Linked DNA regions of Homo sapiens: region 1 is linked to region 2. Evidence: chromatin loops called from intact Hi-C (ENCODE). Cell type or tissue: GM12878. All regions are shown on one strand. Each heading gives the region's core, and the rest is flanking DNA. Links, peaks and the distances in the headings are about the cores only.

What was found. A loop is a pair of places that touch in the nucleus more often than their neighbours do. Peaks named below come from ENCODE experiments on the same cell type or tissue, not always from the same donor. Only the 100,000 strongest peaks of a DNase experiment are listed, where the experiment ranks them.
Region 1: it touches region 2 in a loop (4-fold over the local background); 27 of 110 quality-filtered maps call a loop at or near these places.

Annotation. Positions count from the first base shown.
Region 1 is chr6:72,573,148-72,589,477 of GRCh38, reverse strand. No RefSeq gene overlaps it. Among named protein-coding and RNA genes, the nearest start is that of KCNQ5, 41 kb to the left of the region's middle. In GM12878, for the core only: a CTCF peak has its summit at 8,927 (motif pointing right); no DNase peak of the experiment used is centred there.
Region 2 is chr6:72,403,669-72,419,998 of GRCh38, reverse strand. No RefSeq gene overlaps it. Among named protein-coding and RNA genes, the nearest start is that of KCNQ5, 210 kb to the left of the region's middle. In GM12878, for the core only: a CTCF peak has its summit at 7,634 (motif pointing left); a DNase peak (open chromatin) is centred at 7,628.

The DNA of each region.
Region 1 (16,330 bases), core at 4,586-12,585, 170 kb before region 2:
TTCCTTTTAGCTAATTTGAAAGCACAGTTTTAAAACTAAAGAAAAAAAACCCGATAGATTATTTTAAATTCAACTGCCTTAGAAACATTCAGTAGTAAATGAACTTATGTGATTAATATGGAAAATAAATCTGTTCTCCTTCACCCCAAGCTGCATTCTGTGTTTTAGTTGTATTTGTGCCAAGAAGTTTTGGCAATCTGTACATCTTTTTTTTTAAGCCTCAAAAGTAAATAACAAAACACAGACTCCATGGTTGTGTGGCTGATTTTACAGAGTATTATGGTGTGGATAGCTTTGATAAAATTCTCCCAAATTTTCCTATTCTCACAAGTACATCTTCAGAGTCCTTCCTCAACCTGTGTGTGGTGTGGGGGTGTGTGCATGTGTAATTTCTAAATTCATACTATTTTACATGATTCAAACTTTAAAATAATACAGAATAATGTATGGTGGGCCCACAACATCCTGAAATAACAACTTAAAAAGCTAGATAAAATGTTTCAAAGATTTCTGAAAAGCGTAAGTGAGCTAACAAGATAGTAAAAAATTACCTGGCTAAATCTAGGATAAACTAAAAATTCAGAGACTTATGTCCCAAACTAAAACTTGCTTTTGCCCAGAGGGTATTTATCTATTGAAAGAAACAACTGTGAAACTGAACTGTGGTTTTGGCAGCATCCTGATACAAGGGAACACACTTCCAAAATCAGTTTCTACCTAACTGCAGAGTCTGAAAAGAGCTATATCCTCAGAATAAGCATGAACCAGAAGTAAAGAAGCCCTTGCTTGAAAACAGACAATAGAGATCCATAAAAATTCAGATACTGAAATTAACAGACATATTATAAAACAACTTATGCTTACAAGCTAAAAATATATATCAACAAAACGAGCTTAAGAAACAGAAAGTTAAGCCGGGCACGGTGGCTGACGCCTGTAATTCCAGCACTTTGGAAGGCCGAGGCAGGCAGATTGCTTGAGGTCAGGAGTTCAAGACTAGGCTGGGTAACCTGGTAAAACCCCATCTCTACTAAAAGTACAAAAATTAGCCAGTGGTCATGGTGCGTGCCTGTAGTCCCAGCTACACGGTAGGCTGAGGCACAACAATCGCTTGTACCCTGGAAGCGGAGGTTGAAGTGAGCTGAGATCGCACCACTGCACTACAGCCTTGGGGGACAGAGGGAGATCCTGTCAGAAAAAAAAAAAAAAAAAAAAAAAGAAAGAAAAGAAAAGAAACAGAAAGTTATTTTAAAAGTGTTACTGATTTTAAGACAATCAAACCAATCTTCTCATCCTGAAACTGTTACTAAAATTAAGAACTCAGTGGAAAGATTAAACAACGGACTAGATTAAAAAGAAAATTAGTGAGCTGGAAGATAGGTTAGAATAAACTTTTCAGATTGCAGCATGAAGGGGACAAAAAGATAGGAAGTGCAAAAGACATGCTAAAAGACACAGAACATGTCTTATAGACATGTTCTTAGTATCTAAACTAATATGGGAAGATCTAAAATAATATGAGTAGAAATTGATCTTTATAGTTTGTCCCCTTAGAGCCAGGAGACTGTAGTAGGGAGATGGATGTAGTTATAAAAGGGCAAAATGGAGGATATTTGTGGTATTGGAAGTATTCTTTATCTTGATTTAGGTAGTAGACACACAAACTTATACGTGTAATAAAATTGTGTATAACTAAACACACGCATGCACACAAATAAGTACAAGTAAAACTAGAGAAATCTGAATAATATTGGTAGATTGTATAAATGCTGGCTGTGGCATTATACGATAGTTTTACAAAATTTTAACATTGAGAAAAATAGGAAAGTGTACACAAAATATCTCCGCATTCTTTCTTTCTTTCTTATTATTTTAAAAGACAGACTCTCACTCTGTGGCCCAGGCTGCAGGGCAGTGGCACGATTATGGCTCACTGCAGCCTCAAGCTGTCCCCCTGCCTCAGATTCCTGAGTAGCTAGGACTACAGGCATGTGCCACCACGCCTGGCTAATAGTTTTTATTATTATTATTATTTGTAGAGAAGGGGTCACACTATATTGCCCAGATCAGTCTTGAACTCCTGGGCTCAAGACAGCCTCCCACCTCAGCCTCCCAAAGTGTTGGCACCACTGCACCCAGTCTCTGCATTATTTCTTTCTTTCTTTTATTTATTTATTTATTTATTTGTTTATTTTTTGAGACAGAGTCTCGCTCTGTTGCCAGGCTAGAGTGCAGTGGCGCGATCTCAGCTCACTGCAACCTCCATCTCCCAGGTTCAAGTGATTCTGCTGCCTCAGCCTCCTAAGTAGCCGGACTACAGACGTGTGCCACCATGCCCAGCTAATTTTTGTATTTTTAGTAGAGACGGGGTTTCACCATGTTGGCCAAGATGGTCTTGATTTCTTGACCTTGTGATAATGTCTGCCTTGGCCTCCCAAAGTGCTGGGATTACAGGCATGAGCCACTGCGCCTGGCCTGTATTATTTCTTATAACTACATTTGAATCAATAATTCTCTCAATAAAATTTGAATTAAAAAATATACAAACATGTAGATGCACAATAGCAAAAATGCAAAATGCCTAAGCAAAGAAAACATGTTAAATACAACAGAAAAATAAAGATGGACTGCCTCCAAAAGAACAGCAGTTTGATAACTTCATAATGCCAACTAAGGATGCTAGGAGTCAGTAGAATACTAGCTTCGAAGTTTTAAGATAGGTAGCCAGTGAAGTTATTATCCAAAGTGAAGGTAAAATAAAGGCATCTTCAGATACACAGAAAAATAAGAGTGTTCACCACCTTCAAAACCGCACTAAAATGTAACCCTAAAGGATTTACGTAATAAGAATAAAATGACCCTACATGGAAGATGTGAGATGCATGAAGGAATAAAAAGCAAAATGATACACATATTACATATTAGTTTGTAAAATATGACAAGTTAGCATATATCCTTACCAGATATCAAGACTTAGTAACATTAACACAATATAGAATAACTAAGGCTGCCCAGTGGGACAGCAGAGGGCACCTAGAAACAGTCATGCATTTGTGAGCATTGAATTAAGCAGTGTAGAGCAGTGGAAAAGGACTTTTTTTTTTTTTCTTTTTTGAGACAGATTCTCAATCTGTCACCCAGGCTGGAGTGCAGTAGTGTGATCTCGGCTCACTGCAACCTCTGCCTCCTGGGTTCAAGAGCTTCTCCTGCCTTAGCCTCCCGAGTAGCTGGGACTACAGGCATGCGCCACCACACCCAGCTAATTTTTGTATTTTTAGTAGAGATGGGGTTTCACCATGTTGGCCGGGATGGTCTCAATCTCTTGACCTCGTGATCCACCCGCCTTGGCCTCCCAAAGTGCTGGGATGACAGGCGTGAACCACTGTGCACTGCCGCAAACCTCATTGGGAAATATATTCATGATATTTGGGAAAAAAAATATTTCTGAAATAAAACATAAAAAGCACTAACCACAAAGGAAAAGATCAATAAACATGCTTATGTTAGAAGTAAGAATTTTGGGCCAGGTGTGGTGGCTCACTGTAATCTCAGTGCTTTGGGAGGCTGAGGCAGGAGAATCACTTGAAACCAGGAGTTTGAGAACAGGCTGGACAACATAGCGAGATCCTGACTCTACAAAAAAATCTTTTTAAAAAAGTAAGTAAGAATTTTGTTCATCCAATGGTGCTATAAAATTACTAAAAGACAAGCCAGAGTAGAAGACATTTGCTAACAAAGACTCATATTCATAACATGCAATGAATGCCTACAAATCAATAAAAAGAGAAAATTTAACAGAAAAAAATGGGCAAAATAACATGAATAGGCATTTGCCCAAAAAGGTGTCAGAAAGGCCAATAAACCTTTAAAAATGTTTTTAACTTTTTTACAGTTAAGGAAATATTACTTATAGTCTTAATGAGATAACAGTACTACCCCCCACTGCCTACCACCAGATTAGCAAAATTTAAATTAACAATACACGATACTGAGAAAAACAACTCAATTTTGAAATAGAATATTTTTATAGATACTTCAACAAATATAGCTAAATGGCAAATAAATATATGAAAACGTGTTCGGCATCACTGCATTAGCACAATATAGATTAAGATTATAACAAAATAGAACTACACATCTATTTGAATGAATCAAATTGAAATCATTGACCATACCAAATGTTGGTAAGGTTATGGAAGAACTAGACCTCTTATACGCTGCCAGTAGTAATGTAATTTTTTTTTCTTTAGACTCCCTTAAATGTGATTTGAGTCTGGAATATATTTGTTTCCTAGTTTCACTAAAAATGTAGATTTCAGGTTTTGTTTTGTTCTTGTCGCTTTTCTGTATTTTCCCATAGGAAAAGGGGAAAATGGTGACTTTCATGGCCATGTTCATGCTGGAAGCATTCTTTATATTTTTAGGCACATTAATTCATTATTTTGAAAAGTTGATTAGAGGTGCCTTTTTAATACTAAACTTTATGAGATTATATTGGGTTGGGTAGTGCTTTATAACATAACAAAACAGAAAATATTTTCATACACTGTACCACTTCTTTTGCCATGAAAATTAATCTGATCTAGTTTAGTCAACAAAATAGAGTGAATATTACAATCAGAAAATTGAATTGAAAAGGAAATAAAAACAGTTATGCTGTCCTAAAGTTATAATCACTATAATCAACAGATGAAAAAATATGTTATGGTCGCACCCAGGGAAGTTTAAATTTTAGGCATCAAAGCACGAATCCAAGAAAGTCTTGGGAATGCCTCGCCACTTTTCTGCAGATAGATATTAGACAGATTATACTTGATAAAGCACTAAAAAAGGCTCTCTGAGAAAAAATTGTTTCTTCATACCTAGCACTGGTTGGTGTCAAAGCTTTTGATCAACTGTAATCAGTTGGCTTTTAGAAACAATGACTGATATTTTCTTTAAAGAGTTCTGTCAATCTAAGTATTTTTGTAATATATTTGTTATTAGCTTGCAGCACTTTTAATCATGTTTTTTCCTTGCAGTATTTTACTATAATGCCTCTAGTTTCTTTATCATTTTGCAACTATGATCTGTTTTATACATAATTAAACACCTTTTGCATTACCACATAGTCTGCTTCATTTCCAAAATTGAAGAAATGGCTTGTGTAGTTGTTAGGAAGTGATGATTTTAAAACACTACAAGGAATAAGATTCTTTAATATATTAATTATCTGCCAGATGAGAATGGTCTGTAGACAGGGTAAAAGAAAGGCATAATTCTCTGGAATGCAAAGAAAAACTAGCTCAAGAGATTGTTACAGAATAAGAGTTACCAGCAGACAGTTTAAGAGATAAAGACTGGGGCAGTCCTCTTTGGGCATTATACTTACATATTTTAGGTAATAAATCAGACTATTAAGGATTAAACTATATAATTATTGCCACAAAGCATGTCAACAAGCTTATTATAGCAAATGAGAAAATCTCGTTGAAATTACCAAGCTTCTTGCAAGTGAAGCCCCTTGCAAGTGATCCAAAGAACCGTACACCAGGTCAGGTGAGAATTGGAACAGCATCTGCTGAAAAATGGAGTAGCCACATTCTTCCTTGAATCTTAAGTATTAGAGTAAGGGGACAGATTAGAACCAGAATAGACACATGAGCTTGGTCATAACTGACAGCCATCCTAACACACACCAGGTCTTAGAATGATAAATGCTTTATCAGGAAAAGAAAAACTAACTAAGGAAGTAATAAAAGGGATATAGTTCTATCATCAGTATCAGTCTATGGAAGAGTTACAGTCCATGTGTCCAAATGGTGTTTGCTGGTTAAGGAGTCATAGAGTTGCATACTTGGATACTAGTTTCCTTATTCTTCAAAATAAGGTAATCACAAGCAGTCTTTTCTCTCCATTTAAATAGTACTTAGCTATCACATAAAAAATCTTATCCTCAATGATCAAGTTGGCTTCATCCCTGGGATGCAAAGCTGGTTCAACATATTCAAATGAATAAACGTAATCCAACACATAAACAGAATCAGTGACAAAAACCACATGATTATCTCAATAGATGCAGAAAAGGCCTTTGATAAAATTCAACACCGCTTCATGCTAAAAACTCTCAATAAACTAGGTATTGATGGAACGTATCTCAAAATAATAAGAGCTATTTATGACAAACCCACAGCCAATATCATACTGAATGGGCAAAAGCTGGAAGCATTCCCTTTGAAAACCGGCACAGGACAGGGATGCCCTCTCTCACCACTCCTATTTAATACAGTATTGGATGTTCTGACCAGGGAAATCAGGCAAGAGAAAAGAAATAAAGGGTATTCAAATAGGAAAAGAGGAAGTCAAATTGTCTCTGTTTGCAGATGACATGGTTGTATATTTAGAAAACCCCATCATCTCAGCACAAAACTCCTTAAGCAGATAAGCAACTTCAGCAAAATCTCAGGATACAAAATCAATGTGCAAAAAGCACAGGCATTCCTATACACCAATAACAGACAAATGGAGAGCCAAATCATGAGTGAAATCCCATTCACAATTGCTACAAAGAGAATAAAATACCTAGGAATACAACTTACAAGGGATGTGAAGGACCTCTTCAAGCAGAACTACAAACCACTGCCCAAGGAAATAAGAGAAGACACAAACAAATGGAAAAACATTCCATGCTCATGGATAGGAAGAATCAATATCGTGAAAATGGCCATACTGCCCAAAGTAATTTATAGATTCAATGCTATCCCCATCAAGCTACCATTGATGTTCTTCACAGAATTAGAAAAAACTACTTTAAATTTCATGTGGAACCAAAAAAGAGCCCATATAGCTAAGACAGTCCTAAGTGAAAAGAGCAAATCTGGAGGCCTCATGCTACCTGACTTCAAATTATATTACAAGGCTACAGTAACCAAAACAGCATGGTACTGGTACTAAAACAGATACATAGACCAGAACAGAGGCCTCAGAAATAACACCACATGTATACAACCATCTGAACTTTGACAAACCTGACAAAAACAAGAAATGGGGAAAGGATTCCCTATTTAATAAATGGTGTTGGGAAAACTGGCTAGCCATATGCAGAAAACTGAAACTGGATCCCCTCCTTATATCTTACACAAAAATTAACTCAAGATGGATTAAAGACTTAAATGTGAAACCTAAAACCATAAAAATCCTAGAAGAAAACCTAGGCAATACCATTCAAGACATAGGCATGGGCAAAGACTTCATGACTAAAACACCAAAAGCAATGGCAACAAAAGGCAAAATTGACAAATGGGATCCAATTAAACTAGAGAGCTCCTGCACAGCAAAAGAAACTATCATCAGAGTGAACAGGCAAGCTACAGAATGGGAGAAAATGTTTGCAATCTATCCATCTGACAAAGGGCTATATCCAGAGTCTATAAATAACTTAAACAAATTTACAAGGAAAAAACAAACCCATAAAAAAGTGGACGGAGGATATAAACAGACACTTCTCAAAAGAAGACATTTATGCAGCCAACAAACATATGAAGACAAGCTCATCATCACTGGTCATTAGAAAAATGTGAATCCAAACCAAATGAGATAACATCTCATGCCAGTTAGAATGGCTATCATTAAAAAGTCAGGAAACAACAGATGCTGGAGAGAATGTGGAGAAATAGGAATACTTATACACTGTTGGTGGGGATGTAAATTAGTTCAACCATTGTGGAAGACAGTGTGGTGATTCCTCAAGGATCTAAAACCAGAAATACCATTTGACCCAGCAATCCCATTACTGGGTATATACCCAAAGGATTATAAATCATTCTATTATAAAGACACATGCACACGTATGTTTACTGCGTCACTGTTCACAATAGCAGAGACTTGGATCCAACCCAAATGCCCATCAATGATAGACTGGGTAAAGAAAATGTGGCACATATACAACATGGAATACTATGCAGCCATAAAAAGGAATGAGTTCACGTCCTTTGCAGGAACGTGGATGAAGCTGGAAACCATCATTCTCAGCAAACTAACACAAGAACAGAAAGCCAAACACTGCATGTTCTTACTCATAAGTAGGAGTTGAACAATGAGAACACATGGACACAGGGAGGGGAACATCACACACCGGGGCCTATCGGTTGGTGGGGGGCTAGGGGAGGGGTAACATTAGGAGAAATACCTAATGTAGATGACGGGTTGATGGGTGCAGCAAACCACCATGGCACGTGTATACCTATGTAACAAACCTGCACATTCTGCACTTGTACCCCAGAACTTAAAGTATAATACAAAAGAAAGAAAGAGAGAGAGAGAGAGGAAGGAAGGAAGAAAGGAAGGAAGGAAGGATGGAAGGAGGGAAGGAAGGAAGGAAGGAAGGAAGGAGGGAAGAAAGGAAATAGTAGTTAGCTATCAAAATGTATCTTTGGAAATACTCTTCAGGATAATGGTTCATCTGGTTTTTAGTTGTTTTATATCTGTCCTATTTATTTACTAGCTTTTTTAAATCAAAAAGAAGCCCTTTAATTAAAAAAGCAATATGAATGTCTCCCGATAGACTTTATTAGTGGCATTATATTATTTTTGCTGCTTCCAAATGCAATAGATTTATAGTTTGTTTAAGGAGCAAGCTGAAAGATAATAATAGCTTGACTGTAGAAGAGCTATAGCTAATGCTAAATTACGTATCAGATGAAATTATTACACATAGACATTTTATACAGGAAATGGAATACATTAAAGATATAATTTTAGTGTAAGAATTACAAAACTAATTGTTATTAACTATTTCTAAGATAGTTTCCAAAGTGTTTTTTATGTCAGAATGCTTTAATAGTGTGTTTTCTTTCCACACATGGACTGCCATTTGATAAATATGATGTCAGCTCTTTCTATTTCGTAAGCTCCTATTAACTAGAGTAGTTCCCCCTACAGTAGCCGGAAGCATGCAGCAGATGGCACTAAGAACATTTAGCAAAGCAGCCAAGAAGAGGTCTTCCTTAATTGCTCCACAAGGTCAGAAAATTGTCTGAAAAATGAGATACACTAACGGAATCCGGCCCTCCCAAGATAAGTTACACAATGGAATTTGTAAGTTCCACACCCTCTACTTTCCACTCGGGAGAAGAATTTACAATATTCAAAATAAACATATAGATAATGTCATGTTGAGCTTCTTTCAGGAATTAGGACTGTAATACTTCCCAAAATGGGAGCTATCACAGCTATTGTTTTTTATTTTTAATTTAGAGCACTCCATTATTTTAACTTTGGAAGTACAAGGTACAATGTGCTTAAATTTGTATTTTAAGAAAAGGAATGGTTCATACAAAAGATAGCAAAGCAAATAACTGATTGTTTTCACGGTGTGACACATATGCTTTCAACCTGTTATGTCCTTCTTTGTATTTCTACCAAAGTGGTGCAATAGCAAGTTTGTCACAGTTATGTTCTCACTTTCTATCTTGTGGTTTTCTTTAGCAAACTGGTATTTGTTGCAGGATTGGATTGTTTAATTATTATATCTCTAAATACCTAATAATATATGACTAAACCACAGAAAAAGACTGAACTAACCTAATGTATGCAACGGAAAAGAAAAACCAAGCAAATTTATAAGTCAGTGTTCTGCCTTCAAAAATAATTTCTGTAATTTCATTTGCATCCACACTGCAAATTTACATCATTTTTTTTGTCTATAGGTAACTTTTATATAAACTTTTGTTTGCATCAACAGCACATATTTGTATCAAAACCATAAGGTGCAATGAGTATTGAAGTGTATTTCTTATACAATGGGAAAACAACTTTTATAGTTCTTCTCTTTCAGTAACTGAAACTTTACTTAAAGAAAATCAATTCATTAGAGGATAGGAATCAACAAAACCTGAGAAATTTTGGTAAGCCTGCATCATGCAACAATCTTCTGTCTCTATGAATGATCCGTGGTCACAGTGCTCTTTGTTGTTTCACATGGCCTCCCTGTACTGTCATACATACATTCTAAAACTAACAGTTATAGAATCTTGTGTTTTTGCTGTCATTATTTGAACATTTTACAAATACATTCTATATACAACACAAAAGAAAATAAATATAACTCCTGCTTTAAAGTAGAGATATTAAAGAGTTCTTGTCCAACTTTTTAAGATGAGAAATATTCCCTCCAGGATGATTGTATAGAGACAGGAAGGAATCATTAGAGATCGTGAGAGATCCATCTATCAAATTAAAACAAAAATGAAATACTGAGCTGTGAATTTAATACACATTATTTCTTGAAGAATTCGCATCTTCAAGGACAGATTTTAATAATTTCTGCTAATTCTAACATGCTCCACATGCATGAGTACATCAGGAGACCACCAGCTTTTCAAAAATACACTATGTACTATTTCCAGCAGTGTTTCTTAGAAGAGAAGAAATAACACTATGGCGTAGCAAACTTCACTGTTACATTACTGTCAATATTTACCAGGATGAAAGAAAGATGCTGTCGGTTAACTTAGGATTTGTCAATAGAATATCTTTTTTTATTATGAAAGGGCTTAATCATATAGTGAAGAGTTTTCCAAGTCCTGTTCTATAGAACATTGTTGTGTCTCACGATGTTAATAGGTGTCCTATTAGCAATAACTTATCAACACCTTTCTTTTTAAATGCATTTTCCAAAAATGCACCAACAATGTAAAAATGAAGAGTTTAAAATATTTTCATATTTGTTTTTGTTATTGTGCTAAAATCTGACTTTAAGAAAAATCCCCAAGAGTTTTCTTAGAAAGGAAAATTCCTAAGGAAGTAAAAAGAGAAAGCACTAACGTGTGCCATTTAATCAGTGTGCTAAGGCATAAGCAGCATTTATTAATACCTGGGTGCTGGATGAGAGACACAGACCATCCGCTCATGTTGCATCGTCTGGTTTTATACCTTGAGCACACAATAGTGATATTTTTAATGTTTAAGATATATCAAACATTCATTCACAGATTAGTGAATTTCTGTTAGGGCTCTGTCAATACATAATAATTTTAAAATTGTTTTGACATCAAATACATTTCACATGTGTAAATCTGGAAAGCAATTTTAAATAACAAAGTCTGCAAACTAGAAAAAGAGAAACATGAATTAAAATTTTTTCGTATCTTATAAGTAGTAGGTATGTATGTGTATGTATACTAATGCCATTCTTTTCTTTTCCTTTTTCTTTCTTTTTTTTGAGATGGAGTCTTGCTCTGTTGCCCAGGCTGAAATGCAGTGTTTTGATCTTGGCTCACTGCAACCTCCACCTCCCTGGTTCAAGCAACTCCCCTGCCTCAGCCTCCTGAATAGCTGGAATTAAAGGCGTGTGCCACCATGGCCCGACTAATTTTTGTATTTTTAGTAGAGATGGGGTTTCACCATGTTGGCCAGGCTGGTCTCAAACTCCTGACCTCAAGTGATCTGCCCACCTTGGCTTTCTAAAATGCTGGGATTACAGGCATGAGCCACTGGGCCCAATCCATTAAAGCCATTATTTTCAATTTTGCTGCAGTTGATTTGCTAACATGTCCAATTCTTAAGTACTAGTCTACAGAGAAAATCAGGCATTACTTAAAAGATGTTCTAAAGTTAATATTTTTTTTTTTTGTAGAGCAGTTTTAGGTTAACAGAAAAATAAGTGGAAAGTACAGAAAATTCCTTTATACTTCTTGTCACCACAACATGCACAGCCTCTCCCACTGTCAACATTCCACATTACAGTGGTACATTTGGTACAGTTGATCAACCTACATTGACACACCATTATCACCCAGAGTCCATAGTATATATTAGCATTTGCCCTTGGTGTTGTACATTCCATGGGTTTGGACAAATATATAATGTATCCACTGTTTTAGTATTATATAGAGTAGTTTTGATGCAGGGCAGGCAAGCCCCAAAGTGGACTTAGCCTGTGAGGATTCTTGGCTTCACCAAGGAAATAATTCAAGGGCAGTCAATGGTAGGGTAGAAGAAAACAGCTTTACTGAAGCAGCAATGTTACAGCTTCGGCAATGTTACAGCTCTTTGAGGGCTCCTATGGAGCAGGACTACCTCATAGGCTGAGTATGGTGGCTCAGGGCAGTTTTGCAGTCATATTTACACTTACTTTTAATTACATGTAGATTAAGGGATGGTCTATGCAGAAACTTCTAAGAAAGAGGTAACTTTTGGGTCATTGGGTCATTGCCATGGAAAGGAGCGGTTACTCCTGGGTGTTGCCATAGCACACTGGTAAGTGTGCCTTATGGAAAACTGCTTCCACCCCATCCCTGCTTTAGCTAGTCCTCAATTTTGTCTGGTGTCTGAGCCCCACCTCCAGATTTGAGTGTCACCTCTTACCTCAGCTTTACTGCCCTAAAAATCCTCTTGTGCTCTGCCTATTCATTCCTCCCTCCTGCCTAACCCCTGGAAACCACTAATCTTTTCATTGTCCCCATAATTTTGCCTTTTTCAGGCTATCATATAGTTGGGATCTTCATTATGTAGCCCTTTTAGCTTCTTTCACTTAGTAATATGCATTTAGGTTTCATCATGTATTTCATGGTTTGATAACTCATTTATTTTTAGCACTGAATAATATTCCATTGTTTGGATGTAGCAGTTTATCATTCACTGGCTGAAGTAAATCTTGATTGCTTTCAAGTTTTGGCAATTATGACTATAGCTTCTATAAATATCCACGTGCATGTTTTTGTGTGGACATACGTTTTTAGTTCATTTCTGCAAAGGTGAAGGATATTATGGTAAGAGTATGTTTAGTTTTATAAGATGCTGCCAAACTATCTTCCAAAGTACCATTTTGCATTTCTACCAGCAATGAGTGAGAATTCCTGTTGCTCCACATACTCACCAGTATTTGGTATTATTAATGTTTAGGATTTTGGCCATTCTAATAAGTGTTAGCTACCACACGGCTGTTTTGATTTGCAATTCCCTAATTACATATTATGTTGAACATTTATGCATATGCTTATTTGTCTTCTGTATAGCTGGCAAAATATCTGTTCATATTTTGCTCATTTTAAAAATCAGGTTGTTCATTCTCTTATTGTTGACTTTTAAGAGTTCTTTTTATACTTTGGATAACAGTCCTTTATCAGATATATTCTTTGCAAACATTTTCTGCTAGTCTGTGGTTTGTCTTCTCATGCTCTTGGAATTGTTATCCATGGAGCAGAAGTTTATAATTTTAATTCAGTCCAATTTCTGAATTATTTCTTTCATGAATTGTGCCTTTGGTGTTGCATCTCAAAAGACTCATTGCTATTCTCAAGATCACTAGAGTTTCTCTTATGTTATTTTCTTTCTTTTTTTTTTATTAGACTTTAAGTTTTAGGGTACATGTGCACATTGTGCAGGTTAGTTACATATGTATACATGTGCCATGCTGGTGCGCTGCACCCACTAACTCGTCATCTAGCATTAGGTATATCTCCCAATGCTATCCCTCCCCCCTCCCCCCACCCCACAACAGTCCCCAGAGTGTGATGTTCCCCTTCCTGTGTCCATGTGATCTCACTGTTCAATTCCCACCTATGAGTGAGAATATGCGGTGTTTGGTTTTTTGTTCTTGCGATAGTTTACTGAGAATGATGGTTTCCAATTTCATCCATGTCCCTACAAAGGACATGAACTCATCATTTTTTATGGCTGCATAGTATTCCATGGTGTATATGTGCCACATTTTCTTAATCCAGTCTATCATTGTTGGACATTTGGGTTGATTCCAAGTCTTTGCTATTGTGAATAATGCCGCAATAAACATACGTGTGCATGTGTCTTTATAGCAGCATGATTTATAGTCATTTGGGTATATACCCAGTAATGGGATGGCTGGGTCAAATGGTATTTCTAGTTCTAGATCCCTGAGGAATCGCCACACTGACTTCCACAATGGTTGAACTAGTTTACAGTCCCACCAACAGTGTAAGAGTGTTCCTATTTCTCCACATCCTCTCCAGCACCTGTTGTTTCCTGACTTTTTAATGATTGCCATTCTAACTGGTGTGAGATGATATCTCATAGTGGTTTTGATTTGCATTTCTCTGATGGCCAGTGATGATGAGCATTTTTTCATGTATTTTTTGGCTGCATAAATGTCTTCTTTTGAGAAGTGTCTGTTCATGTCCTTCGCCCACTTTTTGATGGGGTTGTTTGTTTTTTTCTTGTAAATTTGTTTGAGTTCATTGTAGATTCTGGATATTAGCCCTTTGTCAGATGAGTAGGTTGAGAAAATTTTCTCCCATGTTGTAGGTTGCCTGTTCACTCTGATGGTAGTTTCTTTTGCTGTGCAGAAGCTCTTTAGTTTAATTAGATCCCATTTGTCAATTTTGTCTTTTGTTGCCATTGCTTTTGGTGTTTTGGACATGAAGTCCTTGCCCACGCCTATGTCCTGAATGGTAAGGCCTAGGTTTTCTTCTAGGGTTTTTATGGTTTTAGGTCTAACGTTTAAATCTTTAATCCATCTTGAATTGATTTTTGTATAAGGTGTAAGGAAGGGATCCAGTTTCAGCTTTCTACATATGGCTAGCCAGTTTTCCCAGCACCATTTATTAAATAGGGAATCCTTTCCCCATTGCTTGTTTTTCTCAGGTTTGTCAAAGATCAGATAGTTGTAGGTATGCGGCGTTATTTCTGAGGGCTCTGTTCTGTTCCATTGATCTATATCTCTGTTTTGGTACCAGTACCATGCTGTTTTGGTTACTGTAGCCTTGTAGTATAGTTTGAAGTCAGGTAGTGTGATGCCTCCAGCTTTGTTCTTTTGGCTTAGGATTGACTTGGCGATGCGGGCTCTTTTTTGGTTCCATATGAACTTTAAAGTAGTTTTTTCCAATTCTGTGAAGAAAGTCATTGGTAGCTTGATGGGGATGGCATTGAATCTGTAAATTACCTTGGGCAGTATGGCCATTTTCACGATATTGATTCTTCCTACCCATGAGCATGGAATGTTCTTCCATTTCTTTGTATCCTCTTTTATTTCCTTGAGCAGGGGTTTGTAGTTCTCCTTGAAGAGGTCCTTCACATCCCTTGTAAGTTGGATTCCTAGGTATTTTATTCTCTTTGAAGCAATTGTGAATGGGAGTTCACTCATGATTTGGCTCTCTGTTTGTCTGTTGTTGGTGTATAAGAATGCTTGTGATTTTTGTACATTGATTTTGTATCCTGAGACTTTGCTGAAGTTGCTTATCAGCTTAAGGAGATTTTGGGCTGAGACGATGGGGTTTTCTAGATAAACAATCATGTCATCTGCAAACAGGGACAATTTGACTTCCTCTTTTCCTAATTGAATACCCTTTATTTCCTTCTCCTGCCTGATTGCCCTGGCCAGAACTTCCAACACTATGTTGAATAGGAGCGGTGAGAGAGGACATCCCTGTCTTGTGCCAGTTTTCAAAGGGAATGCTTCCAGTTTTTGCCCATTCAGTATGATATTGGCTGTGGGTTTGTCATAGATAGCTCTTATTATTTTGAGATACGTCCCATCAATACCTAATTTATTGAGAGTTTTTAGCATGAAGGGTTGTTGAATTTTGTCAAAGGCTTTTTCTGCATCTATTGAGATAATCATGTGGTTTTTGTCTTTGGCTCTGTTTATATGCTGGATTACATTTATTGATTTGCGTATATTGAACCAGCCTTGCATCCCAGGGATGAAGCCCACTTGATCATGGTGGATAAGCTTTTTGATGTGCTGCTGGATTTGGTTTGCCAGTATTTTATTGAGGATTTTTGCATCAATGTTCATCAAGGATATTGGTCTAAAATTCTCTTTTTTGGTTGTGTCTCTGCCCGGCTTTGGTATCAGAATGATGCTGGCCTCATAAAATGAGTTAGGGAGGATTCCCTCTTTTTCTATTGATTGGAATAGTTTCAGAAGGAATGGTACCAGTTCCTCCTTGTACCTCTGGTAGAATTCGGCTGTGAATCCATCTGGTCCTGGACTCTTTTTGGTTGGTAAGCTATTGATTATTGCCACAATTTCAGCTCCTGTTATTGGTCTATTCAGAGATTCAACTTCTTCCTGGTTTAGTCTTGGGAGAGTGTATGTGTCGAGGAATGTATCCATTTCTTCTAGATTTTCTAGTTTATTTGCGTAGAGGTGTTTGTAGTATTCTCTGATGGTACTTTGTATTTCTGTGGGATCGGTGGTGATATCCCCTTTATCATTTTTTATTGTGTCTATTTGATTCTTCTCTCTTTTTTTCTTTATTAGTCTTGCTAGCGGTCTATCAATTTTGTTGATACTTTCAAAAAACCAGCTCCTGGATTCATTGAGTTTTTGAAGGGTTTTTTGTGTCTCTATTTCCTTCAGTTCTGCTCTGAT
Region 2 (16,330 bases), core at 4,621-12,620:
ACATGATAGGTACCTAGCAATGATTGACATGGAATATTATGGGAAAAGGCTCATAATTTGCATCTAAAAATTACTAGACTCGTGATTTTAAAGACCAAGGGCCAAAGAAATGAATGGGAGTTGGGGAAAAGGTGACCTGTTACTACTCCACCTAAATTACCTAGAAAAATCTGTGTTTTGTTGAATCGTGATACAGAGCACACTGTTTTTCATACCAAATACAGAAATTGAGGCCAGAGATAAAATGATTAGAGGGGAAGATGCCAGTGCATAGCACTTAACAATGTCCAAACAGAAAATGCAGAACCAGGGAAAGGCCTGGAGTTGCTTAGTGACAAGAGATGAAACTGAGAAATGGACCCACTTGATGTCATTCTTATTTTAAAAGGCTTTTACATCAGTTTACATATAGCTCCTATCTTGTATTGATTAAGACAAATAGCATTTTATAAAATGGTTGTTTAGAAATTTCATTTTATAGGTGTGTATGTGTATGTGTGTGTGTGTGTGTGTGTGTGTATATATATATATATATATATATATATATATATATATATATATATTCTTAAGTTCTACCTTTCAGCCATGAGTCTAAAACCACTTGGCTGTAGGGTTGGCAGAGGTTCTTTTCAGTGCCATCTGGATGGGGATGTTCAGTTGACTCTGGAGATCACAGGATGAGGTGGAGCGTGTGCATTCCCTTCACCCTCCTGGTGATGTGTTAGAAGGTACTTGGCACAAAGGATGGATTTACATGGAAGTGAAAATATAAGATGAGAAATGAGAGACCCTTAAAGACCAGCTCTTCGCTTTCAGACTCTGCTCAACAGAGCGTGCAGGGGCTGCTCCAGGGACCCAGGCAGGGGAGCGCCTGCAGTGGGAGTGTTTTCACCCACTCAATCGCCGAAGTCAGTCCATGTATTTAAAAAAATCTCTTTTTCATGTTCATCTTCTTATTTGCAAATAATAATAATAATAATGATAGTAGTAATATTAGTAATCATGATGTTTAATACCCCAATATGGTTCAACTCTCCCACGTCCTAGGTGAGGAGAGCTGTTCTGGGTGGGTAAATGACTCGGCCAAGCTTGTGGCAGGGCCCAGATAGGGATCCAGGCCTCTTGACCACCCTCAGACCATGGGCAGTTCTGCGGACTCGGCTCCTCCCCAGGGATCCTGCTGCCCTGAACACCCGCCTTCCATTCCTCTTGCAATGCAGAGACCCACAAGAGCTGCACCCTCTGAGGCGAGCAGGCGGCTGTGTTAGTCATTCTTCCTTCATGCTGTCTTAATCCCTCTGAATGTCAGCAAAAGCCAGGAATAAGCAACAGAGTCACTTCCAAACTAATCTCTCCCATGTGCTCTCTTTTTTGCCTTGCTTCCTTTGTGGATCTGTCACTGAATAATTCTCCTGAGCCTGCTCAGATTACACTGAATCCCTGTGCCTGTATCAAGGAAAAACAAGAGAGCAAAGCTACCTCTGTGCACATGGATATGTGGCTTTGGCGTTTTGACATTACACAAATGGATTCAAATTGAGATCTTTCCAGTTGAGGAGTGAACTCCAGAGGTGGAGAAGAGGGAATTGTAAAACAGTTCAGGATTCTTCTATTTCACTTACTAGGTCTTTATATAGAAATCAATACAACATGTGTGCCAATCAAATGAGATAATGTCTGTGAACAGTTTGAACCATTTATTAACTCTAATGGGCAAACAAAAACGAGTCTCTAAGACACTAGTGGGGGTGGTACTGGGCTTCATGATAAATGGGTTCTAGTGCTGGCTCTGTCACCAGTGAGGAGCTTAAAAGGTTATTTTACCTGTCTAGACCTAGTTACTTCCTCTATAAAATGAGTAGTTCCTTCCAGCTTTAACATTTTAGGATTCACTCACATTTCAGGAGTTAAAATGAATTTCTGGCACTACTATTTTGGAAGGTTGATTTTGACCTAAGCATATGCAATGCTAAATATAATGCTTTAACTGCATTTCTGTCTCTGTTTATGGCTTCTTTTTCTAAGCCAAGATAAGCCTGTTTGGTTCAAAGCTAGACAGCCCGAGTGTGCTGAGCACGTTCAGACTGTACTGCTTATAATTGCAGCCTTTCTGGAATTGTCTATGGAAAGCAGCAAGAATCTCAAGCAGGGCTGTCGTCTTAATAACTGGATAACTGCAAAGGTAGAGGTTTCATTAACTGAGTAAAATGAATGAATATTTGAGCTGAAGTATCTCTATTTACACAGATCCCATCAGCTACAGAACATTTGGGAGGAAAGGAAATTCAGCTGGATAAACACCATAGAATAAAAGTTAACAGGCTCTGGAACTGTGGCTTTCTTTTTTTCTTTTTTTTTAATTAAACTACACACTGTATTTACATTTCACCAGTTATACAACTAATGTATTTTTCTGTCCCCAGGTGCAACTCAGGATCTCACATTGCCTTTAGTTGTCACTTCTCTTTGTTCTCTTTTAATCTGTGACAGGCCTTCAATCTTTCCTTGTCTTTCATGACCTTGAAAGTTTTGGAGAGTGCGCATCAGTTATTATATTATTTTCTATTGCTGCATAAAACTACCAAAAATTTAGAGGCTGAAAACAACACAAATTTAGTATCTCACAGCTTTCATGGAACTGTGGCTTTCAAGAAGCTATTAGGAGGAAGTAGGTCATCCCTAGACTGGATAATTGTGTTCTGTGGATGTTATCAAGATGTCCAATTAAAATGAACACTGACGCAGCATCCACAAGACCATGGTCTTATGACAGCCGAAAAACACAGTAACTGGAGAACTGTTACTGCCACAAATGCCTGTTAAACAATAAGGTCCGGGAAAGCTGATCTGAAGAGGACAGAGAGCCTTGGCAGCAAATACTACAAATTGGCAATCAGGAGGCTCCCACCCTTCAGAGAACCTGCTGATTGGCTCTAACTGTGGTCTCCAGCAACTGGTGGTTGTGAAGTAACTACAACATATGCCTCCTGGGCTGTCAAATGACTTGAGGATAGCTTCTCCAGGCCATAGAGAGTCTTCTACCTATAAAGACATGTCAGCATATTTACAGAATTAGAAAAGCCACCAAGAAATAGAAAGTGCAGACCTCATCCTTAAAATGTTGTTATTTAATCATGAGTTTAATGGAAAGAATACACATTTCTCTCCTCTCTTTATCCCTGACGAGCTAGTGGCCATGGGCAGCGGAGGGGTGGGGAGAGTGTGGCTAGGTAAGGAGACCCAAAGGCATCCCAACCTGTCTTAAAAAGGGAAGAAAAACTGAAATGTTTTTGTGAATTTTAGTTGACAAGCAGAGAGTAAGAACCTCTGTATGGTTCTTTGTAGTTTTCAAACTATCCTTCACTTTTACTACCTTCTTTAACAGTTGTGGCAATGACGTCAAATGACTTATGCAAACCTCACAATGGATTGTTGGCAGGTTGTGATGAGAATGTCAACTGACCAGACAGAATCCTTTCTTCTCTTGGGTAACATCTTCCCAGCTTCTTTAACCTTTTAAAGGAGGTGGTTTTGCAATGATATTCAAATTATGCTTAAATTTGGGCAGCTCCTTAGGCTTTTAAGTGAAACACTTTATATAATGAAAATAACACCTATAATGAGCATGATAGTATTGATAGTAAAGATGATGGTGATAATTCATTAGGCATTATGTGTTGGGAGCTGTACTATGCACATTTGCAAATATTGTTTTAAAATTCTTACAATTTTTCCTTCTAAGAAAATAATATTAACTTGCCTCAACTTGGAGATGAGGGATCTGAAGAACAAAGTATTTTCATTCCTTGCAAAAGGCTACAAAGCTAGTAATTTCTGGAGCTTGGATTTGACCCCCAGCATACCTTTTCTCTGTTATTGTGCTGTTAACATTATGCACACATCTTAGGTCCCAGCTGAATCCCATCCAACCTGTTATCTTACCTTATGCCTTTTCACCAAGGACAGTTCTATCATTGCAAGGGGCTTGTGTCCTTCAACTCTGGGGAACACCATATGCAGGGCTCTACATGATTCATTAGAAGGCTCTGAGATAGCCTGGCATGATGGCTAAGAACACTGCTTTGCAATCAGATAGACCTGGATGCAAATACTGGCTCCTTAACTGACTAGTTGTGATACCTGCAAAGTCACTTACTTAACCTTTCTGGGATACACTGTCTTTTCCTGTAAGTGTGGGCAATGCTACGTACCTTACAGCTTTAGCAGGAATACGAAAGTTAGATGCAATAACTATGTAAACTACTGGCGATTAGTATGTCTTTCATATAATGATTGTGTTGTTTCTGCTTCATTGAGGTTTTCTGAAAAAGTCATTGTTGTGTCTGCTCAACCTTCACTCAGCCTACACTAAGGGCAGGCAATTCACTCAAATAATTATTGAGGACCTGCTATGTTAGATACTGTGCCAGGCACTTGTAATAGAGCAATAAACATAATCTTTGACTTTAAGCAAATTACTTGACTGGTAAAAGGAGTAGATCCCTCTCCACCCCCCGACAAATTGTAGTAGAATGTGATAATAAAGACTTGAATATTGTACTATGGGAACACAGAGGAATAGCTGATGTTACCTGGGAGGCAGTCAAGAAAAGTTCACAGATGCGCAGTGAGCAAGATCAACAAATGCCACATACAAATCCTGTCCCCCCTCTAAGAAAAGATGGCAAGACAGCATTTCTCTGCTGTCCTTAATCAGTGGTGTGCCAACATACGGCAAGGATGTGATCTGAGGCTGACCTAGTCATTACATTCCCAGGTTTGCCTAAAAGAGGATGATAAAACTCCTGTGCCCAGCTAAGGCAATGGCTCCCCATAGAGCACATAAGTTTGAGCTGGAGATTTCTAAGTCCTATTTATTGCTCCTGAGAAGGCTACTTCTTCATTGCTAAGAGTTTCTATCCAAATGAACTCTGTTGGAGAAGATGGATGTGATTCCTTCTAGTAGCCATTATTTACTTTTGCTCTGGTCACTGAAAATACGTATTTCTTATATAAAATGCTGCTCTCAGCTCCACCAATCAACCAAGAACCCAGACAGTCTCAATCTCTTCTGTAGCAGTTTCCTTGGCAACCAGGACCCAGCCAGGGAGCTCGCCAACCCACAGTGGGACCAAGTGAAACCCTGCAGCACTGTCAGGCACTCTCTGCTTTTAAATAGTAAGCGACCACACAAATGCCAACCCAGCTGCCATCATTCTCTATTTGTAAAGCACCTTCCATCTGGGCACCTCAAAGCGGAATGCTTTCACAACAGGGGTCTTACCTGATTGAGATGAATGTTATCATTATTCACATTGTTCCTATAAGGAATCAGGGGTGAGAAAAATCAAAGGATTCTCCAATGGGCTCTTTTGTCTTTCTTATCTTTTAATATTTTCCCTTTCCTTTTTTTTTTTTTAAACCAATGTTTCTGGCACGCCCTTGCAGTTACTTTTTCAGTTGTCTTGGAAAATGCCACATTAAAAGGCCAGAGTCAAGATCACAGTACTTACTCTTCCTCAATCAGGGCAGCCCCATTGATCTTTCATAGTCATAAAAGGTGAACCCAACTGATGTCTAAGTCAGGCACTGCTCCTGAGGTTCATAATCTGGTTTGCTGGGGAAGGAGGGTGGATTGTCAGCAAAGGAGGACCACATACTGGGTAAAAGTGCCTTCTTTCTCTCCCTGTGCCAACCACTGCTCACACCTGATGCTTCCTATGGAGCTAATTATGAGAAAAATATTTAGGACTCCCATTTTAGTGAATAAAACTTACCAAACGAGATTATTTAGAGCAGGGCTTCTCAAACTTTAGTATCTCTATGAATCACTCGGGGATTTTGTTAAACAGCAGAGTCTGATTCAGTCAGTTCGGGGCGGGACCTGAGGGTCTGTATTTCCGACAAGCTCCCAGCTGTTGCTGGTGCTACTGGTCAGAGGACTGGACTTTGAGTCGCACGGGATCAGGTTCAGTGTTTGTTGTTTACACATACTCACACACGCCTGTATGTGCTGCAGAAGTGGACGAGAAAGAAAAGCACACCTTTCATTCTTAGAGGGTTTTATATATTTAAAAACACTTTGATAGACATTTCTCTTAGGCAAGCAGGGTAGGTAGCATTATCACAGTTTTTTCTGCCCAATGGTATATAGTTATATAATCTCATTAACTATGAGGTTATAGATCCAATTGCTCATACCTGTTCACCACAAAAGACTAATTGAATTAGAATATGTTTGTATTATAGTATTTTTGTTAATATTATGGTATTTGTACACAAATTAGAGTGTCGTTATTAGATTGTTATTAATCACACACATTTTGAAATGCTGTAAATCCTAGTGGGTTCAAGTTACTAGGGAGTTATTTCACAGATTCCACAGAGGGGTTCAAAGAGACATCTCTGGGGAGAGAGGGTGCCTTTGCCAATGATGCATCTCTAGAAGCTCCCACATTCATAGTCAGGTGAACTTTGCTGCTTTGTCCTGATGTTTACTGGCTTTTCTCCACATTGATTGAAATTCCATAATCATGGTGAGAATAATTAGAGTGGTGTCAAGGAATCTCCTACCTCCCACCTGTAGTGGGTTGAATGATGACCCCCATCCCAAAATAAAAGTCCACTCAGAACATCTGAATGTGATCTTATTTGGAAGAAAGGTCACTGCAGATATAATTAAGGTAAGGATATTGAGATGAGAAGGCCTTGACTTAGGGTGGGCCCCAAGTCCAATGACAAACGTCCTTATAAGAGATCAAAAAAGAAGAGAGGGGGCACCTGGAGGCCATGTGAGGATGGAGGTAGAGACTGCAGTTCTACTGCCACAAGTCAAGGAGTGCCAGTAGGCTCCAGGAGCTGGGAGTGGGCAGGAAGCATTCTTCCCTGAGGCCTTTGGAGGGAGTGTGGGTCTGCTGTCACCTTGATTTCAGATTTCTGGCCTCCAGAACGGTAAAATAAGTTCTTGTTTTAAAAAGAAGTTCTTGTCGTTTTAAGCCACAAGCTTTGGGTACTTTGTTGTGGCAGCCCCCGGAAAGAGTGCGCAGCCCCTTACGCACCTTCCAGTGGTGGCTCATGGTCCAGCCTTGAGAAGTTCTCTCCCTGCTGCTCATGCCTCCTCTCTGCCCCCCTGTCCCGGGTACTTGGCCTTGGCGTGGCCTGTCCACACATGGCTGTGCTTGAGCATGGTGGCATTGGTCCCAGGGACAGGGCAACTTTATTCCATAAGTGGAAACGACAGAGATTCTCTGACCACACACACCTGGGGACTGGAAATGAACCTATAATCTCAAGGGAGGTGAGTCAAAACTCAGAATTCATTCACCAAAACAAAACCTCTTGATTGATTCTTGGTGGAGATAAAGATGAAAAAGATTTGAGTATGCATATAATTATAAAATACTTATACTGTATTCTCAAGCAGATATTTTTACACCATATAAAAGGCAGTTGCCCCACAAGATTAGTCCTTAACCTTAAGGTTTAGTCAGTCCTAGTTAAATTTTCCCTACTGAAGGCTAGCGCATCAGCATTGACTCTCAAAAGATCCCTCTGCATTCAGCGTCTTCTCGGACCTGCACGAAGCACTGCTGCCATCTTGTGGCTGAGATGCGCCACTACACCCGCTTATTTTATGAGGTTCTAGCTCTCACCAACAGAGGGCAGGGTTGAGGCCCCTGCCTGCAGACAAACCCTTGTTCATAATTTTGAGCCAAATGCTAGTGTGGCAGAGTGAGATTTCTTTTTAAACTAAATTTTGAGAAGAACCAGGTAATACAACTGCTATTTGCCTGTTAATAAAGCAGGGGAAATTCACAAATATTTCACAGCCTCCTAGGAGGTGAGAACATGCCACTAGATACACTATTTTGAATTTCCTATTTTCCTACTTCCTATCCATCTGATGCCCTAATGGCAGCTAACAGGGAGGAGTCCAGCGTGGGAAGGTGAGGAGGGTTGGGATTGCAGGAGGCCAGGTGATACCCTGACACTGGGCTTCCTGTTACCTTTGGAACTGAGAGGCAATCCAACCCTAAAGTGGTAGAACTTTGTTTAACTCTCCAACAACTAGGGTTCTGATAGCCTGATTTCCTAGGAAAGAGGATTTATGTAGCTCAGAGTTATATTTGGTTTGTGGTTGCTATTAGAGTAAAAGAATCAGGCCTGGTGTGGTGCCTCACACCTGTAATCGCAGCCCTTTGGGAGGGCAAGGCAGGAAGACTGCTTGAGGCCAGGAGTTTGAGACCAGGCTGGCCCACATAGTCCGACCCCCATCTCTAAAAAAAACTTAAAAACTAGCCATGTGTGGTGGTGCATGCCTTTTGTTCCGGCTACCGAGGAGGCTGAGGCTGAGCCTAGAAGTTTGGGGCTTCAGTAAGCCATGATTGTACCACTGCATTCTAGCTTGGGTGACGGAGCGAGATATTGTCTCAAAAAAAAAAAAAAAAAAAAAAAAAGAGAGAGAGAGGGAGAGAATCTATCTTTCTTAGTCTCCATCTATCTTTTCACAAAAGTGAAATTTGCCTGACTGACCCGCATCAACATCCCCCTTCACCTACCCCCAATAAAATCGTCAAACAGAGCAAAGCTCAGAGCAAGAGTGAAGGTTCTGGGGCCTTCCCATTTGTCCTGCCTCCTTCCTCTTCCATCATTGTCTAAAGAAAGGCTCAAAGAATGTTTCTTAATTCTTTATAATTGGAAAGCTTTCATCAAGAGTGTTTTAAAGAAAAAGAAGTGCATTTCTGGAGCATTACTCTAGGGTCACCAACTTATCAATTTTAATCGATGAATCAGAGATCTAGACTGAAAAATCATGAGTGTTTTTGCTGGTTTTACTTAGTAGATAGAAAGGCCAGTGGAAAGTGTGGCCCGTCACAAGGCTCTGCTTTCCAGGCCTGGGCATTCAATCTTTCTGTGCAAACTGAGCTCCTCCAACCCCTGCATCACTTGGAGGTGGGACCGGCTTCATAGGCCTGGGTCCTGGGCAGTCACACCAGCCCTCGCACTCAGGAGGCCTGCTCTTGGCTTCACGCTCTGCTGTTGCTATCTTGAAAATCTTAAGAATTTTTTAACATGCGGGCTCAGATTTTTATTTTGTACTAGACCTCGTAAATGACATAATAGGTCCTGCCTGGGAGTGTGTTAGAGATGCATTATCTGAGGCCTCATCTTGGACTTCTAAAATTGAATGTGTATTTTAACAGGATCCCAAGGTAAATGGTTGCAACTTTAAAATTTGAGCACTGATCTTAGCTGCCTATGAAGTTGTGGTGGCAGAACGCAGATGAGTGAGCAGGGGGTGAGTCCTTGGCAGAGAATGCAGGGGAAGATCTGCCTTCTCCTCTTCAGAATGGAAGAATCAAAAAGCAGAGAGCCTGGGGGTGGGGGGCACTTGGGAGATGATGAAATTCAGGGAGAGAGAGGAGAGTAAGTGGAAATTGTTTTACAGTACAGGAACCAGCTCTCATAAACCATTTCCTTTATAACTTGGTGACCTGTCATAAATTTTTGAAAAACTTAGTTCTAACATTGGAGCACAAAAGTGAAATTGAACCATGACTGACCACTGTTTCTCTGGCTTTAGGATATAGCCTGACCATTGTTGAGCTATTGCTCTACTATGGAATGAGACAGGATTCCCCATTGATCCAAGTTGCCCTTTATCCCTCCACTGTTTCTAGACATTTTCCCCTCTGTTACCCTTCTAGCTCTCAAATCTCCAACCCTTCCAAACTCAACATGCACACTTTGCTTTATGTCATCGGGGGGTTACACATTTACAAAAGAACATCTTGGAAAATACTTTTACTTCAGCCTGTAGCTGCTTTCAGAAGGATAAGAAAACCCCAAGGAAAAGGGGACTCCAATAGTTTAACTGCCAGAAATACAGGTGGTGGATTTATAAAGTCAAAATTAATTTGTAATTTTAAAATTTACTGTTGCTATGATTTAGAAAAAAAACCTTCAAATAGGAGTGTTTTTTTTTTTAATTTGTGTGTCATAGAGCACTTCATATTGGTTACTTGCAATTTTATTGAGCCCAATTATTATACTTCCAGTGTAGAAGTCTCCACCTTAGTGTACATGGTTGAGAAATCAAACAATATATTTGATATAATACCGTGTTAGGTCATTCTTGCATTCCTATAAAGAAATACCTGAGACTGGGTAATTTATAAAGAAAAGACACTTAATTGGCTCACGGTTCGGCAGACTGTACAGGCAGCATGGTGCAGGCATCTGCTTGCTTCTTGGGAGGACTCAGGGAGCTTTTACTCATGGTGGGAGGCAAAGTGGGAGCTGGTACTTCGTATGGGGAAAACAGGAGCAAGGGCAGGGGGAGGTGCCCCACACTTTTAAAGGACCAGATCTCCTGAGAACTCACTCTTTGTGGTGGGGACGTCACTAAGCCAGGAGGGATCCATCCCCATGACCCAAGCAGCTCCCTGCAGGCCCCACCTCCTACACTGGGGATTACATCTCAACATGAGATTTGGAGGGGACATCCAAACTATGTCAGATGGTGAAATTAGACCAAAGAAAAGCAGAAGCCACACAAAACAAAAGTGTTGTTTTTAGAATACAAGCTAGCATGAAAGAAAATCCTGGCTAGGGGCAACAAAATCATAGACTTTATTTTGATTCTCAACTGAAGAAATAGCTATGGATCCCTTTAGCATTATAACTAGCTGTTTTGGGAGTTGGAGGTGAAACTTTGGGATTTATGAAAAGGAGATTGAGTTTTTGTAGACTGAACAGCAGTGATCCAGAACAATGTGGAGTCCTCAGTTTCTGTGTTGTGCATTCATTCTACCATCTTGTGTTTGTGTACAGTCCCTGTGCCATACACTAAGCTACTTGTTTATGTCATTATTTTTAACTTGAATTATTTCAAAGGGATTTACAAAGAGTTTCAAGAAGCTGTTTCATAATAACATTATTGGAATAAATCATAAAAAGAAAAAATACATACTAGCTGTGAATTCTTTTATGATTGATGTGAGAGTATAATTGTTTTACAAAGTCCTGGAGAGACAGGGTAAATTAAACTCGTATAATGGGTTATTATACTATTCCTGCAATAGTCCCAGGCAGGAGTTCAGGAAGTCTGTGAACTAAAAGAGAAAAAAGTGCATCTTTTCTTTTTTCTAATCTCTAATTGTAATTTAAAATTTCTTTCATTTATCACTGTAGGTAAGAAACCACAATAGCATAGTAGTACCTGTGACCTTGCTGTCAGTACAGAATCACACATATTCATAATATCAACTAGTATTTATGCTCATCACAGCTTCAAAAACACTGTAGTTATTGGACCTGTCACTAGATTTCTTTTAATACCTCAGTAAAGAAGTCATATGTATTGCTAGATGACAAATTTTTGTTTTATTTTGTTTTTTGAGACAGGGTCTCACTGTCACTCAGACTGGAGTGCAGTGGTGTGACAAAGGCTCACTGCAGCCTCTCCCTCCCAGGCTCAATCAATCTGCAAGCCTCAGCCTCTCAAGTAGCTAGGACTACAGGTGTGTGCCATCGTGCCTGGCTTTTTTTAAAATTTTTATTTATTTATTTTTTTTGTAGAGATGGGTTTTTGCCATATTGCCCAGGCTGGTCTCTCAAAACTCCTGGGCTCAAGTATCCGCGCGCTTCAGCCTCCCTAAGTGTTGGGATTACAGGTGTGAGCCACCACGCCAGACCAAAAATTTGTTGTTAAAATGTTTTTAACTCTTTCAATATAATTGGCTTCATTTTCCTCCTATGTACTTTTTAAAGGAGTTTAACTTCATTATTCTGAGAAGGAGTCTATAGGTATCACCAGGCACCAAAGGGAACCAAAGCATATGAAAAGTTAAGTGCCCTATGGTAGAAGCAATCCCACTCCTCGGTATATACCCAAGGGAAAAGAATTCATTCTATCAAAACAGACACATCCACCCATATGTTCATTGCAGCACTATTCAAAATAGCAAGGACAATGGAATCAACCTAAGTGCCCAACAGCAGTGGATTGGATAAAGAAAATGTGGTACATATACACCATGATGGAATACTATGCAGCCATAAAACAGAATGAAATCATGCTCTTTGCAGCAATATGGATGGAGCTGGAAGCCATTATCCTAAGTGACCTAAGGCAAGAACAGAAAACCAAATACTGCATGTTCTCGCTTATAAGTGGGAACTAAACACTGAATACACATGAACATAAAGATGGGAACAATAGACACTGAGATCACTAGTGAGGGGAGGGAGGGGCCATGGGCTGAAAAGCCATTTGTTGGGTGCTATGTTTACAGCCTGGGTAATGAGATTGCTGACACCTCAAGCCTCAGTGTCATGCAGTTTATCCATGTAATAAACCTGCACATGTACCCTTTAACTTGTAATAAAAGTTGGAATAAAAAAAGAAACATGAGAAGCCTCTAAAATTACACTTGATCCCATTCCATACTTTTTAACAGACTGAAAATGCCTGTTCTATGATAAAAATAAAGAATAGTATATTTTGTCTTAAAAAAGAACTCTATAGTAGAAGAAAACACAACCACTCAGTAGAAAAAAATTCTTTTTGCAGACACTAAATAATAAAATGTAAAACAATCATACAAAAATATTTGCAAAAAGTATTCAGTGACATACTGGAAAAAATAGTTGACAGAAACGCATAGCCAATGCAAGAAGCATCTTTAATAAACACTCAATGAAAACCAAAGGCAAAACATTAGGAAAAAACATGAATTTAGGGTGGAGTGAACATGATGGCAGGAACAAGCTAGAGTGATGTAGGCGTGTGGTTTCTGATGATTTTATGTATTGATAGAACTTGGAAAATGCAGAGGAATGAATAGATAAGATAACACACATAATCAGAAAAGCCGCAGTTGCATGTTGCGGGACATAAATAGGGAAAGGAGTGATAGAATTAAAGTACATGCAAAGGAGGATGAAAGAGATGATCCAGCATCTGAAGAGAGAACCTAGACTGACTATACAGAAAAGGAGAAAGAAAAAGGTGGTAATTTCAGTGAAACGACTCAGTTCCTCTGCTCCTGGAGAAATTGGGGAGAATTCAGTGATATGGGAGCAGATTTGCAGGTAGAGAATAGGTTGGGAACCTTGCATTGCAGAAGGCAGTTAGAGAACCTTGAGAGGCTGAGAATTTCTGGAACAGAAAGATTGTGAGGCTTGCTAATGAAATCATCCAGGAAATGGCACTGAAAATGGTGGTTAGAAAGCACATTTTCTAAAGCTAGACTCGTTCTGTTGGGCTGGGTCAGAGAGGGTGTTCTCTGTCTGCTTCTAAGAGGTGGTGCTCACTAAATGCAAAGGTTGGTCTAGAAAAGGAAGGAACAACCAGCCCTACTGAAGATGCACAGAATGGCCTGAAGACAAAGATGCACAGAATGGCCTGAAGACAGCATTATGTGATATGGGCTATTGAAATTAGCACTCCTATCACCTGAACAGACGACAAATCCTCCTCTGTTTTTATCTACCAGTACTGGAAAGGGACATTGTATCAGTGGTGGTGGATCAGATAAATGATCAGGAAATGAAGGCCAGATTTGTCCAAGAGTTTTGTGTTCATATGAAGTCTTCACAAGGTTAACTTAGACTTCACAAAGTTAGGTTTATGCATAATGGTTATAGGTGCTAACATTTATTAAGCCACTTACTATGAATTCAGGTTTTGTCCTAAAAATGTAATATTTACTATTTACTTTAATCCTCAAAATAATTGTATGAGGTAGGTGTTATTATTATTCCATTTAACAGATATGTTTTAGTGTATTTTATGTTAGCCGTATGTCTTCCTGCGTGCTATAGATATAATTATAATGCCATATTCCTCAAAATGTCAGTCTGGAGTCTTAGAAATATTTAAGGCACCAGATGAGTGGCTCCATAATTTGGAAGAGAGGAGAAGATGAGTGTCATCAGAGTGAGTGTGGTTGGATGTGGCCAATCTTGAGAATTTTTGTCCCACCTTTCCTAGGTCTTGAGAGAAGAGAAAAAATGGATCTAGAGCAGACACAACTTTCCCAACATGTCCTTCTCTAAGGCAGAAGCATTCTCTTTTTTCTAGTAGCATCCATATTGCCTTGGGAGAACTACCCTAACTTTTCTATGTGGTTTGGGTGCAACTGCCTGGATTTCCTAGATCCAGGGCTGGACTCTTGACACAAGCCTGTCTATCAAGGTATTTCATTTTTCTGGTCAGAGATATTTGTTCAGCATTAGGCATGGATCAAGATGATCCAAAGGAGATTCTGCTGGGATGATGGGACAATTGTGGGTTTTTTTAATCCAACTAATACATTTACATTTACAAAAACCAATTGACCACCAAGTATGTGATAAGATAGGTATATACTTTAATTAAAGGAGTTCTGTGGTAAGAGCTATAGAGCAGCAGTCACCAACCTTTTTGGCACCAGCGGCTGGTTTTGTGGAAGACAGTTTTTTCCATAGACCCAGGGGGAGAATGGCTTCAGGATGATTCAAGTGCGTTACATTTATTGTGCACTTTATTTCTATTATGACATTATAATATGTAATGAAATAATTATATAACTCACCATAATGTAGAATCAGTGAAGCCCTGAGCTTGTTTTCCTGCAACTAGATGGTCCCATCTAGGGGTGATGGGAGACAGTGACAGATCATCAGGCATTAGAATCTCATAAGGAGCACGCTACCTAGACCCCTCCCATGTACAGTTCATAACAGGGTTCACACACCTATGAGAATCTATTGCTGCTGCCAACTGACAGGAGGCAGAGCTCACTTGCCTGGCTCACCTCTGGCTGTGTGGCCCAGTTCCTAACAGGCCACAGACCAGTACCAGTCCGTGGCCCAGGGATTGGAGACCCCTGTTTTATTGGGTCTGACAACCTAGACTGGGGTTATTAATGAGCAGCAGGTGGGGTAATCGGAGGAGGCAGGGTAGACAAAACTACTTTTGAAAATTTAAAGAATAATTCTTTGTTCTATCTCCTTTACTCAAACTGTTCCTGAAGTCTGCATATTATGTATTCATGAAGTTTGATAGTGCAAATGGTGAGTGGTCAGGGGAGGGGGGAGAGAGAGCAGGGAGAGGGAGAGGGAGGAAGAGAGAGAGAGAGAGAGACAGAGAGAGAGAGAGAGAGGCTTACAAAGAGGTTTCAGGGAATGGAGAAGAGCCCACCTGCCTCCTTTTCCTATCCCCCACCCCCATCGTAAGGCAGAGTCGTTCAGGCAACTTGTGGGAGACCAAGCTGGCCAGGAGCTGCCTCGTCACAGAGAAATAGCTTAGGATTTTTTCTCACCTCGTGAACTCTTCATTCTTTAATATGTAGCTTAACTGTCAGCAGTTAGTAGAGGACAAAGAGCACTTAGCATGGCAGGATCCCGAGTTGGTCAGACTTTGGTTCATCTCTCAGCATATGTGACCTTAGCTTGTTGCTTCACTTGTCTAAGCTACAGAGCCTCCTATGAGAAATAGGGGTCCTATACTTACCTCATAGGACTGTTGTGAGGGAGTAAATATAATCCCATAGCCTTTGTATACAAATCAAATACAGTAAGTCCTAACTTGGACTAACTTAATCACCTGATCTTGGAAACTGTGATTTTAAGTGAAACAATGTACAGCAGGTCCTCGATAACATTGACAGAGGAAAAAAAAAAGTTTTTTTAATATGTCATTTTACTTAAAGTCACAGTTTCTCAGAACTTAATGACATTGAGGATTTACTGTATGCTATCATAATTATTTCTTTATATATATATAATGATCTCTTTCAATACACAGGGAGCTACTTTAATACAGGGCTACTTTATATTCTAAGTACTTAATACCTAGTACTTAACAAAATTCTTAATAATGTTGGTTAAGTATAATCAGATAATATATTATCTGGGATACATATGGGGCTGGGATTTCAAGAAATAAGTTGTCAGAGTCAGCAAGAAACCATGAAGACTTAGCAAAATTGCCTTTCCTCAGGTTCCTTCCTCCCATGACTGTAGGCTCTGAAATCCCAACACCGGGTAGCTTTATATGGTTTGAAGCAAGATTACTGCTCTTCTCCTTCTGTCTAGACAATAATTCTGAAGCCCACTCTCATCACCTGTTTCAGTGGCAGACTTTTCTCCTGGCCTCACCCAGCTCTGAGCTTTCTTAATGCACGCGCATCAAACAGCTTTAAATCTGACTGTTTTAAATTGAACTGACCAGTTGTTTTTGCCTCTTACTGACCCAGCCTAACAGATAATCTTGTGTCTTGTAGACCAAACAAATGGATGATTTAATAGGGTAAAATTCAGTCAACTGTTTAAAAACTATAAA